2 separate regions of the Homo sapiens genome follow, and region 2 is linked to region 1. A link is an interaction called in ENCODE POLR2A ChIA-PET data of the cell type or tissue named here. Cell type or tissue: MCF 10A. All regions are shown on one strand. Links, peaks and the distances in the headings refer to the core of each region. The heading gives the core; the rest is flanking DNA.

Evidence for each region. Peaks named below come from ENCODE experiments on the same cell type or tissue, not always from the same donor. Only the 100,000 strongest peaks of a DNase experiment are listed, where the experiment ranks them.
Region 2: POLR2A ChIA-PET joins it to region 1 with 5 read pairs; 3 of 35 experiments call an interaction of 5 or more read pairs at or near these places.

What each region holds. Positions count from the first base shown.
Region 1 is chr1:224,667,983-224,674,103 of GRCh38, reverse strand. The region is part of intron 1 of CNIH3 (cornichon family AMPA receptor auxiliary protein 3); the gene reads right to left. Among named protein-coding and RNA genes, the nearest start is that of CNIH3, 55 kb to the right of the region's middle. In MCF 10A, for the core only: no CTCF peak of the experiment used is centred there; no DNase peak of the experiment used is centred there.
Region 2 is chr1:224,744,316-224,750,436 of GRCh38, reverse strand. No RefSeq gene overlaps it. Among named protein-coding and RNA genes, the nearest start is that of CNIH3-AS1, 17 kb to the right of the region's middle. In MCF 10A, for the core only: no CTCF peak of the experiment used is centred there; a DNase peak (open chromatin) is centred at 2,656.

The DNA of each region.
Region 1 (6,121 bases), core at 723-5,722:
CTCACTACCTTGCATGTGTACTGCACTATCTTATTGACATAACTTGATCTGCATAAGAACTCTTGTGAACTGGATCGGAATCTCCCCCTAGCATACAGTTCAGGAGACCAAGACCCAGTCACAGTGTTTGAATGATGTACTTTACCTTGCATGATGAATGAGGGACAACCCACACTGGACCCAGGTCTCTGAGTCTTTGACTGGTTAGTGCTCCATCCAGCACGCTGTGCTGCCCCTCTGTGACTTGAACGGGTAAAAAGAAAATGTTGGGTTACTGAAGAGGCCAAAAAAAAAAATACTGACTAGATACCCACGATGTACCTGGCACCATTTTTGGTTCTCTAGGACAGGAGTGAGAAAGAACAGAAGGTCCCTGTCATCACAGAAGTTATAATCAAGGGTAAGGGCAGAAGAGATAATTCACAAATAGATAAGAAAAGCATCAGAAAATGGCAGACTGTGTGAAGAAAATAAAACAGCTGATAGGAAGAAACAGAATCGGGAGTAGAGAGGGAAGTGATCAGGGAAGCCTCTCTGACGAGGTATCTTTCAAGCTGAGAGGACTGAATGTCCAGGAGCCAGACATGGAAAGGTCTGGGAAGAAATTTCCAGAAACGGAAATTATGCTGCAGATGCCAGAAGCAGGAAATAAGCTTGGCAGGTGTGAGGCATGGAAAGGCCTGCACAGGGGAAGCCAGAGAGTGAGACAGACAGCAGGGGGAGGGGAGGTCAAGGCTCAGGGCTGGCCAGGATCCCAACTGTGCGGGATTCATCCAACTGCAGCTCCCCAAAATAGACAGTGTGGCATGAAGCCATTTAGCCCATCTATTCCATTGGTGATGCGGCCCTTATGTGACTTGCAGGACTGTGTTTGCTGCTTGTGGTCTCTCACTCTAACAAAAGGAGTTGCATGGACATGACCGAGGGGGCCACTGCTGATACAGGTTGATCAGTGTGAAACCAGTGTCAGTTGTGCAGACTGAGGAACAGGTGCTGGGCTGACAGTTTTCAAGTCCGTTCTGAGCAGTAGCAAATTCACCCAAATGAAAACTCAATGTTCAGGGGCAATATTTAAAGAGATCATGAATCCTAGCAAGTCATACCCAGGGACTCGGAGGACAGATTTGGGTTAACCCCTCTCAGAGAGCATTTGGGCACTGGGAAAAGCTGCGCAGTTTTCTAATGAGTGGGCACATGCCCCAAACCTCCTAGAAACTCTGACTACAGGTCCAATTTTGAATAGGGACAGCTCCCTCACCCAGTTCTGTGCTCATACTCCTATTTGTATTAGGGCCACTTTGAACGGACCTTTCTCTCTTGATTTCTCCATGTTGTGTGTTGAATAGTGACCTCCAAAATTCATATCTACCTGGAACCTCAGAATGTGACCTTATTTAGAAATAGGGTCTTTGCAGGTGTAATTAGAAAAGATGGGGTCATCTTTATGAGATAGAAAAAAAGCCACACAGTGAAGGCCATGTGAAGACAGAGGCTGCAATTGGAGGGACACAGCTATCAGCCGAGGAACATCAAGGGCTACCAGGAGCCACCATTAGCTGGGAAGAGGTGAGGAAGGATTCTCCCTTAGAGCATTTGGAGGGAACATGGCCCATCTGTCTTCAGACTTCTAGCCTTCAGAACTTTGAGAGAATAAATTCCTATTGTTTTAAGCCACCCACCTGGTGGTAATTTGTTAAGGCTGCCCTAAGGAACAAATACACTCCATTTGCAAAATACCTGAAACTACTGCTGCTGTCATCTAAGATCTGGAAGGAATGGCTTTTGGTGCTACCTGAAAATGTTAGCATGAAAGATGCAAACGAGTATTTCTGACCCAAAATATACACCTCCCCAGGGAAGCAGGCTTTTATACTCCCCCCAAACCTTCCTGTAAGTCCCCCAAACCCACGCTCAGAATACAATTCTAATTTAGAGAGAATTCTGCTTTTTACTTCCTCTGTCTTGTCCCCAAAAGAGCAATGTCTTCAAACCACAGCCCAAGTTTTAGGGACCCTTTCTAAGGTCCTGTTAAAGCACAAAGAGCTCCACTGGAGAGGAAAAAAATGAGAGATGAGTGATTTTATTGGTTATAACATACATCTTATATCTAGTCCTAGTTTTATGCCTGAAACTAGTACAGCCTTGAGTCCTAAAGTCTCTCTGTACACTGATTCTAAACTGCTACATGCAAGTGTTTGCTTAGTCATCTCTGAGCCTCCAAGAAGCAAGTGGCACTGGCTCCAAACTCAAAAGCCTCTTGGGGACTCTACATGGGTACCACCCACCTGTTCAAGTCCTTGCTCAGCTCCCATCACCAAGTGGTCTAGAAAAAGACTCAGGGTCTCTCAATCCACTCCCTTTTCTAAAAAGTGTAATGCCAGATGTCATGGAGTAGTTGAAGCTTTCCAAAGTGTTTTCACATGTTTTATTTGATTTTGTGTTCATTGTATATAATATCCCAAATGATGTGACACCCACTTTGCAAATGAAGAATCAAGAAGAATGAGAGGTCGTTAGCAATGTCCAGGGCTACCTGGTTGAAGAGGGCAGTGCTGGGGCCAGTCCTCACCTTCCCCATCTCTCTTTCTTGTGCTTCCTCCATTGGGCCATGCAGTCTCACCCTCTTCTGTAAGGGGGAGTGAGGAACCTTTATTAATGCATCCATCCACATGGGGTGCCATGCAGGGCAGGACACAGCAGGCTTAGCACCAGAGTCCTGCCTTTTAAGGGCTCCCAATCAAATGAATGGTCTACTTATGCCCGTATGACCAAGAGTCTAGGAGAGGAAGTTGAACTTCCAACCAGCACAGAGCCTCTGGTTGGAGAGGCCCAGAGTCTTGCCCTAACTCCACCCCATTTCATCTCTGTATTGGTCAGGGTTCCCTAGAGAAACAGAACCAACAGGATGTGTGTAGATATATGCACAGAAAAATATCTGTTTTAAGGAATTGGCTTATGCAATGATGGAGGCTGAGAAGTCCCAATTCTGCAGAGTCAGCCAGCAGGCTGGAAACCTAGGAAGGAGCCAGTGCCATGGTTCAAGTCCAAAGGCCGTCTGCTGACAGAATTCCCTCTTGCTCGGAGGAAGTTGGTCTTTTGTTCTATCTGGACCTTCAGCTGATTGGATGAGGCCCACCTATGTTAGGGAGGGCAATCTGCTTTACCAATTTAAATATTAATCTTATCCAAAAACACCCTCACAGAAACATCCAGAATAACGTTTGGCCACATATCTAGACATCATAGCCAAGTCACATTGACATGCAAAGTTAACCACCACAAACCCCCAATACTAGGGACTGTCACAGGCTCCAGGCTGGGCCCTGGCCAGTGGGGCTTGGTGGGAAAATGGCAGAGTGATGACCAGTGGGTCCCTTTCATGTGTGAGAAGCCATCATGAGTCATGGCATCCCACATCTTGGCACACACTCATCTTAGGAAGGAAGCTGCCTTACAGCAAGTTGGGAAAAGTGTGTGACCCAGCCTCCTCCATTTAGGGATGAGGAGCCTCAGGACCAGAGAAGAAGAGGACCTGTCCTGGCACTCTCACCCTCAGAGCCTGCACAGGGTAGCTTATCATTGTCTCAAGAGCAGTGTCCACCCTCATCATGAGTGGGGACCGTCTGTGCTGTGGGCTACCCATAACAGACTCCACAAAAGGATGGGGCTGGGCAAATTCCAAAGCTGAGCCTTAAGGATAAAGAGCCCCTTAGACTCTGTAGGAGGAGAGCCGCTGGTCAGGAAAATGAGACCCAGCCCTTCTGCCACCATGCCCTCCACACCTGAGCAGCAGCCCCGAGTGTCCAGATCTTCCCATGCCACCATCTTCTAAGTCCTTGCATAGCTACATCCCTTCCTCACACCATCACAAAATGGACCACCCCGGCTCCATGCCTCTCTCTCCCTAACAGGTGCTGCCTCTTTAGAGTGAAGAGTCCTGGATCTGAAGGAGGTCTCACTTGCATCCTGACCCTGCCAGTTCCCAGCTCTGTGACCTGGAGCTTGTCACTTCACTCCTCCAGGTCATGGCTTCCTTATCCATAAAATGAGAATAATCTCTACCTCAACTGGTTGCTATGAATGCAAAATGGGGTGATACAGACTATAGCACCAGGATAGAGAGAAATGAAGACTGTTGGGTGTGGGGGTGGGGGGAATGCCATTGTGTAAAAGGCACAACAGTGTCATTGTTACACATACCATGCAAGTCGGCATGTCTCAGTTCAAATCCAAATTCTGCCTCATTTGTTTGTGTGACTATGGGCAAGGTGCTTAACCCCCTCCAAGCCTCGGTGTCCTCAAGTATAAAGAGGAGACAGTAGTGGTTCCTACTTCATATTGATACTTTGAGGATTAAATGAAATAATGTACAACAAGCACCGGGCACAATGCCTAGCACGTAAAGTTAAAACATTATCACTTTTATTTCCATAATTATTACCATGCAGTGTTCAGGCCCCACCCTCTGGTCTCACGGCTCTCCTCCCCTTTCTGGCCTTGAGCATGATCATTAGCAACACACCCTCTGAATCAGGAGAATCCAGTCACTGCAGGGGAAAGCTGGGGTAGAGGGTGTAGGTAAAAGCCATGGCAGAGCCCCTCTGAGGACTCAGGTGGATGATAAAGCCAGCATGGCCCATCCTGTTACAGGTGGAAACATGAACTTAGAGTTGCCAGGACAGAAGCTGGAGACCAGCAGGTGAGCTGAGGAGGGAGGCATCAGCTGCCCCTGGAAGAGTCCCTAGACCTGAATGATGAGTACAAATTGGGAAACACAGGACACTTTGGCTTATTTGCCATCGTGTGCCAGAATCTGCAGACACAGCTGGTTCTGACATAGCTTCCCTGGTTCCCATCTAGTTAACAGGAAACAAAGACACCCCAGAGCTGTGCAACTCTGGGACTAAAGCCAAATGAGCAGGACACCAGGCAGACCTAGCCCCAGCTGACTCGCTTCAGGTGACAGCACAGCCGTCCTCAACTCCAGCCAGCAGCCATCTGGGTCAGGGTGAAATCCAGAGAGGAGAAGGGAATGAGAAGGCCCTTTTCTGCTAACTTGTCATAGGCATAGGCCAGGCAGCCACTCTGAATAGCTCAAGCAGTGAGGGAGGGGTTGGGAAGAAGTGGGGGCAGCCTGCAGTGTGCTGGGATCTTCCCTGGGGCAGTTAGGCTAGAATCCCCCCGCTCCACCAGCCCCCTAACTCAGCCAGCCCACCAGCACTACATCTGGCCCTGCGCATGAAGCACACTGGGGCCACAGAGCCTACCCCAGGTAATCACCCCCAGCCCCAGGTTCCCCCTCCTCTCACCAAACTTGTGCGTCCTCTGGCATCCTTGGTTCTCAAACATAAGAATGCAGGAGAAATTTCTGGCTCAAATGTTTGGTGACCTTCCACACATCCTTTTGGGATCCTTGTTTTCAGCCTCCCTCCTTCTTCTGGTCCAGTGTCCTCTACTCCTTGGATACTTCTCTGACACCTAGGCCTCAAGGGTCCATGGCCAGCCTAGCCCAGCTTTGGGGGAGCATGCACCCAAGTGTGGATGTGCATCAGAAAGGCTCCCCAAAGTATCTTCCAAGAAGATCCATCATTACTCATTCCTAAAAATACTTACTAAGCATCTACCATTTGCCAGGCACTGTGGTAGCAGCTGGAGATACAACAAAAAGCAAGGCAGACAGTAGCTGGCCTCTACCAGCTGCCATTCATTTTGTGTTGACTCTGAAAACACAATAGCTTCTGGGCATGGTAGCCTATTGAGCAAGGCATCAATTGCTCACCTAAATATGGATTATTTTAATCAAACTGAAGACAGAATATGTATAAAGGAACGCAGTAATGCCAGCTGTGGCATTACTTAAAAGTTAAAACAACTTAAAAGTTGTAGGTGACCGGTTGCTTGTAGTTTGTTTTGAGACATCATCATTGATCTAAGCAAGGCCCTCTCTTACATATATAACTGTTCATTTATTCATTCATTCATTTCCTTTTATGCCATTAGCCCTTTTGCTCCATCCTTGGCAATTATTGGTTTATGTTTCATGTCTATCTTTCTGTTCCTTGTGTTCTTACAAAATGTGTATTCTGTATGTGTGCATAGATTTTAAATTTACCTAACTTGT
Region 2 (6,121 bases), core at 593-5,592, 76 kb before region 1:
GGTGATTGGCTCTGGCTTTTGCTGTTGCTAGGGGTTGGGTCCAAGGTGAGGGTTCCCAATGTAGGCCAGGTTTTGAACTTCCTTGGTGTCAAGGGAGGGAGCATAAAACTTTCCTATTGGTTTGCTCACATGGGAGACAGAAGGAAGAGGGGGAGCTATGGGGCTTGAAAGGTGTCAGTAGTCAAACATCAAAAACAGAGTAAGTCTCTTTAGTACGCTATAGCTAGAATTCTCCTATTCAGCTTCAAAACCGAACACATTATCTTTCCCCTAAACAACTTCCCTTTCTCAAGGAATAGCCCTACCACCTACCACATACAAAGCCAGAAACGTACCCTTTTCACCAAGCCTCAAAATTTCCATTTTCTCATAGCATTTCTCAACAACCTCCTCCTTGCCACCCTTTTCTTTCTCGGATGAGAAAACCACTGGAGGGGTCAAGGGCTCAGTCCCTGAAGTCCTTCTACCCAGGTTTGAATTCTAGATCCACACCTACCTCCTTGCTAGTTTGTAATCTTGGACATGTACTGAATCTTTCTGTACTTCAGTTTCTTCATTTGTAAAATGGAAATAGTTATAATACTTACCTCCTCAGATTTGTCATCAGGATAGAATGAGTTAAAATTTACAAAATGCTTAAACTAATGCTTGTCACACAGTAAGTGCTACATAAATGTTTGCAATTTTTCTCTCACCTGGGTTTCTGCAGTAATTTCTAACCATCTCCCAATGATTTTTGTTTTCTCCAATTCATTCTCCACTTGAAAGCTAGAACAGACTTTCTAAAGCCAAATCCGACCATGTTTCTCATCTTATTTTAAAGCTCCAATCAAATTTGGACATTCCAACCCTCCCTTACATTGACTCTGACCTCTTCGCTTTCTCTACCGGAAAGGGCACAACAGAACTGGATTATTGGCCAAAGACACAGCCAATCCCAGCCAAAGGAGCCATCAAGAAATGTCCAAAGACAACTGCTAATAACAGTAACACACATGAGTTAAGAAGTAAAAATGAAATAGCATTCCTGAATCCAATGATATTTCTGGTAGAAATAATCAAAATAAAATAAATGTGACAATGTTTAAAGTAGCCCATGATGAAATGTGTGACAGATGAATGTACTGAAGAACTGCTTCTGATTGATAACAATGGAAACTGCACGATTTGATATGGAGAGAGAATGGAATTAGTAAAACGTTCAAATAAGAGTTCCAGTGGCTAAAACATCCCATAATAAAATGTGTTCATGACTAGACATTGATAAAAGAATGTGGTGTTGCAAAATTTAACTTTGGGGATTTGAATTTGGTAAATTGGTGGTTTCATAGAAAACTCACAATGGCAGAAGCTACAACTTTCAAAAACTAATAAATTTAATCTTTGTCATAAAATTTACACAGAAAATAATCGATCCCAGGGAAATAATTTTAGAAAAATGAAAATGGAAAAATTTGGAAATAGTTTATTAATTCTATATTAAAAATTATCCAAGGAATTAAACTGGCCCAACGGAGTTCACTCTAGAAATATCTTTCTCAGTGAAAAGCTATCAAGATTGCTAAGGTTCTCGTTTTAAAATTAGTATTTTTAGACACAGAGTAAAAAATTGACCTGGGGGGTTCAAAACTGTAGTGTCAAAGATGCCTTGTACTCCAACTAGACAACAACCTTCACAGAGGTCTAGGACCCTCTAACAAGCCAAGGACGGCTTCTGAAAAAAAAAAAAAAAAAAAAAAAAAACAAGAGCTGGGCAGCAATTTCTTTCCCTCTTGTCCCAAAGCCAATTTCTAAAGCACTTTCATCCAATATTCTCAGATACAGCCATATTTTAAGCATATTCTTAAAGCAGAAGAAAAGTCAACTCCTTCTGTGACTATAAAAGTAACAACCCCTCATATCGGTATTGCATTTTCTATACTGCAAATTGATTTCATGTAAATAAGCTTATTTAGTATTCACATCATCCTCACAAAATTATGCATTAGCGCTCCCATATTGTAGTTGAGTAAACTGGGACTCAGAAAGGTTGAGAAATTTGACTAACATCACCCAACTGACAAGAAGTAGAGTCAGAATTCCAGTTTAGGTCTTTCTCATTCCAAGACCAGAGCTCATTCCATGAGGTAAGATTTCACTGATCACCTGATTAACATCACAGCCCCAGTTGGAACTCCAGGCTCAGGAAGGCAGCAGATTATGAACCCCAGAGTTCCCAATCATTCCCAAATAGCCTTGGACCCTGGAGTCAACTGTATACCCCTGGGATCACCCATCATTCAGCACCACCACTCCCATTCCCAGGCTTCTGGCCTCTTCCAGGTACAGGAGGAGGAGGGCATGTAGTGCCTTGACTGAGCCCAGGCCAGATGACATTACCCAACCAGCTCAATCCTGCCTTCTCCCCTGCTTCCCTTGGGACCAGGCCGACCAACCCTCAGAAATGTTGGATATGAAAAAAGGGAAACCTTGTAGAGGTGATTAGTTTAAAGTCATTCTTGCTGTCCTTATGCTCTGCTCTCATCCCCTCCCTCACCTTTCACAGGCCTAGCTTGGAGAACTTCCAAGGGTTTGTGGGCAGAGCAAGAGCCTCTGAGCCGTTTCTGCCAGAAACATTGGACAAGAGCTGAGCCAATGAAGGACTTCAGACCATCTCTTAGACACCCGGGGCACTGTGGGCGGGTTTCCTGTGTGTCACTCCCCAACTGCTGCTCCCCTGGCCATAAGCCAGACTCTCTCATGCCAATAAATAATATGCAAAGGCCTGGCTTTTTTGTTTGTTTGGGTTTTTGTTTTCGTTTTTGTTTTTGGTTAATGTTTTCTAAATTGTTACATGTACAAAAGGTGATGGAGTTTAACAATAATCACTCTGCGACTCCGGAGAGCCAGTTGTCTTTGTTCCTTTAGGCCTAGGAGTCATATGTTTTAGTGATTCAGAGAAGAAAGAGAAGAATTCAGAAGAAGAAACCACTCCACCTTAGTCTGGAGTGATCTCTGCAGTGGTAAAGGACAATCTGCTGATGCCCTTCGCATGCCCTTTCCTGTTTTACTGCTACTGAACCCGACAGGATATTGCCAGGACACAGCCTGCATGGGCCTGCCACGTTGCCTTAACATTCCTCCCTGGGATACTGATTCCTATTTACTATGAGGTTATCTCTGCCTTCTGCTGGTTCTAATCATCGAAAATTCAATTTAATTCAACATATATTTACTATGGGCCTAGTAAGGACAAAGCCAGCTCCGAAGCTATCTAAATAAATACCTGTCCTCAAAGGGCTTATAATTGATGGTATCCTGAATTCGGCCCTATTTTTTCTGCATTTCAATTATGTGGTTTGTCATTGTGTTTTGCTCAATTTGGGGCAAGTCCTATTTCTTTACAGTACTTCTGATAGTTGGTTCCATATTTGGAACCATTCCATCCCATGGTACACACTCATCCCTCAGTCTTCCATCAACCCCAGAAAGCTCTGCCTCATGCCTCTCTCTGCTGAGTCTCCACTGCTGCCTTTCACAGAAAAGTGCTTTGCAAACAGTGCCCCTCTTGGTGCTTCTGACCAAAGGTCCCACTGAGACAGATTTGAAAAGGACTGCTTGTGTTTAGCCCAGCAGTTCCACACACATTTGACCACAGAACGGTCCTTTCGCCTAACACTTCTCCAGAACCCTCATTGGGAAGCAACTGCTTCAACCAACACCATCTGAAGAGCAAGGGGTGGGGTGGGGGTGCTGTTTTCACCCAAGTCCTGGTTTCTACCCTCTTGGAGCCTTCATGTCTTTGAAGACAGTCTTTTAGACTTCTCTCCCCAGTCCTGTGAAATTGACTCTGGATGCCCTGCTATGGGCAGGCTCAGATTTCTCAATGTCCCTCCTAAAGCACATGGTTGCCTTCACCCCTTCTATATTTTGCTGCTGACTTTTTTGAGCCCAATCTTAAGACCTTTCACGTATGCCTATTGTATTTCCTCTAGTGAGTCTGAGCTTATGATATTTTTTAAAAAAATCTCTTCCTGTCCTGATTGAATCCTTTTCAGTTTTGTGTTAGCCCAGAATTGATCAATTGCCTTCATCTGAAAGTCACTGATAATAAGCAGTGAAGAGGACAGCGTCAACTGCAAAGCCCCAAGGTACTCATTCAGGATGGCCTTCCACCTCCCGTGAACCAGTGCTGTTGGGTTACCACTACTTAGCTCCCTAGAAAGTATCATTATCCAACTGGGGCTGAACGTCTGCACCTGGCATGGGCTGGGCTTCCTCAAACTGTGAAGCTGAAACCTATGTTGGGGTTTCCCAGTAATGCAGACCTGGGGGGCATGTGTCTCAAATGAAAAATGTGATCTGGCCTCATTTTCTTATTTTCACCTAGAAGTGGTTATGCTAGAGCTGCCGTTGGGTCCTTATGACTAATTTTTCCACTGGTACCTGTAACACCATTAGATATGCGCTACACCTCAGGGCATAGGTGTTTTGAATGCAAGCATAAAATATTACTGAAGAACATAGAACTGCTGATTTTAAAGACTGGTCCACTACGGTGCAGGGTTCCTAACCATCCTTTGGGGATCTGGCTCATCTGCTGCGCATCTCCATTTCACTGACAGGGCTTATAGAGTCTGGGAAGTGGCCTCGACATCACACTTATTTTCAACTTAGCTCTGGGAAAATAAGAACAGCATCACAAGATCTGTCCTAGGAAGCCACTTACAAAACTTCCCCCAAAGCCTCTAGTGCTGCCCTGCTGTTTTGATTGCAGCTATCAAAACAGACTGTCCCAGGCATGGGGGCCTGATTGATGGGTTTCATTATAATTTGATGTGGGGACTAGTATTTAGTGGGGCTCTCATTTTCCCTACTTCCTCTGCTCTAGAAGATCAGAAATATAAAACCGCCAGAAAGGTGATCTTGTTTTTCTGATGTGTCAAGCATTTTTGAAAAGGACAAGGTTTACTGTCAGATTCCTGTTTGATGTTTGAACAGAAACACTGTGGTGGCATTTAAGTCTCTCTGCTGGCTGTCAGGCAGGCAAACTCTGGGACATAAAACCACCTTTTCGCACTGTTGCTTCTTTAAGCCAAAAGGTATGTGTCTGCCCCTTGAGGTACTCTGGGGTCCAGTGAGGAGACTGGCCTGCCTAGAGGAGGCCGTGTATGTAGAGGAATTGCCCTAAGAATGGCGAGGGAGGGGGACATCCACAGAGAGTAAATACTCTCACCATGGCCAATTTCAAGCAATCAATGGGTCATCACTGAATGCAAAGCTGGGAAGAGATACACAGCAGCATACCGTCACATAGCATTTCTGCCACAGATACAATAGACATAACCTCAAGTAAAATGTAGTAAAATAATTGGGAAGTGGTGAGTTTGACTAGGTATTACCTTTGTTTTTAAAATTATTTATTTAATTGTAAGTTTACATAACTTCAGTTTTAATAATGGCTCTGTTTAACAACTATTTAGTAAAATCCCTAAAAAACTAAACAGTTGGCTCTCATAAGCCTGTACAAGTCACTTTTAGCACCCCACTGGCTGGGAAGAAATGTGGGCATCATGTGGTAGCTAAGAGGTCAAGTTCATAGCACCCTTGGCGTATCCAATACTATCTAGGCAGAATTTAACAGGGGCAGAAATGACCACAGAGTGGGTGGGTGGGAGCAAAGCCTGGAAAATGCTATTTTGTTGTGGCTGTTTTGACCCTGTTTCTATTTCTATTTCTGGATCATGGGCAGCAACTGAAACCCAATCCGACGTGTGGGCACTGAGGTCTCCCTCTGCAAATGCAGCTGTGTGAAATGCTTCCATCATGTGCCGCTCCCCACAAGGAAAGCCTGCTCCTGCTCCCTGCTAAACTGGACAGAGCTAAAACTTGGCCGGGCATGGTGGCTCATGCCTGTAATCCCAGCACTTTTGGAGGCTGAGGCGGGTGGATCACCTGAGGTCAGGAGTTTGAGACCAGCCTGGCCAACATGGTGAAACCCCATCTCTACTAAACATACAAAAATTAGCTGGGCATAGGGGCGGGCACCTGTAATCCCAGCTACTCAGGAGGCTGAGGCAGGAGAATCACTTGAAACCAGGAGGCGGAGGTTGCAGTGAGCTGAGATCGTGCCCCTGCACTC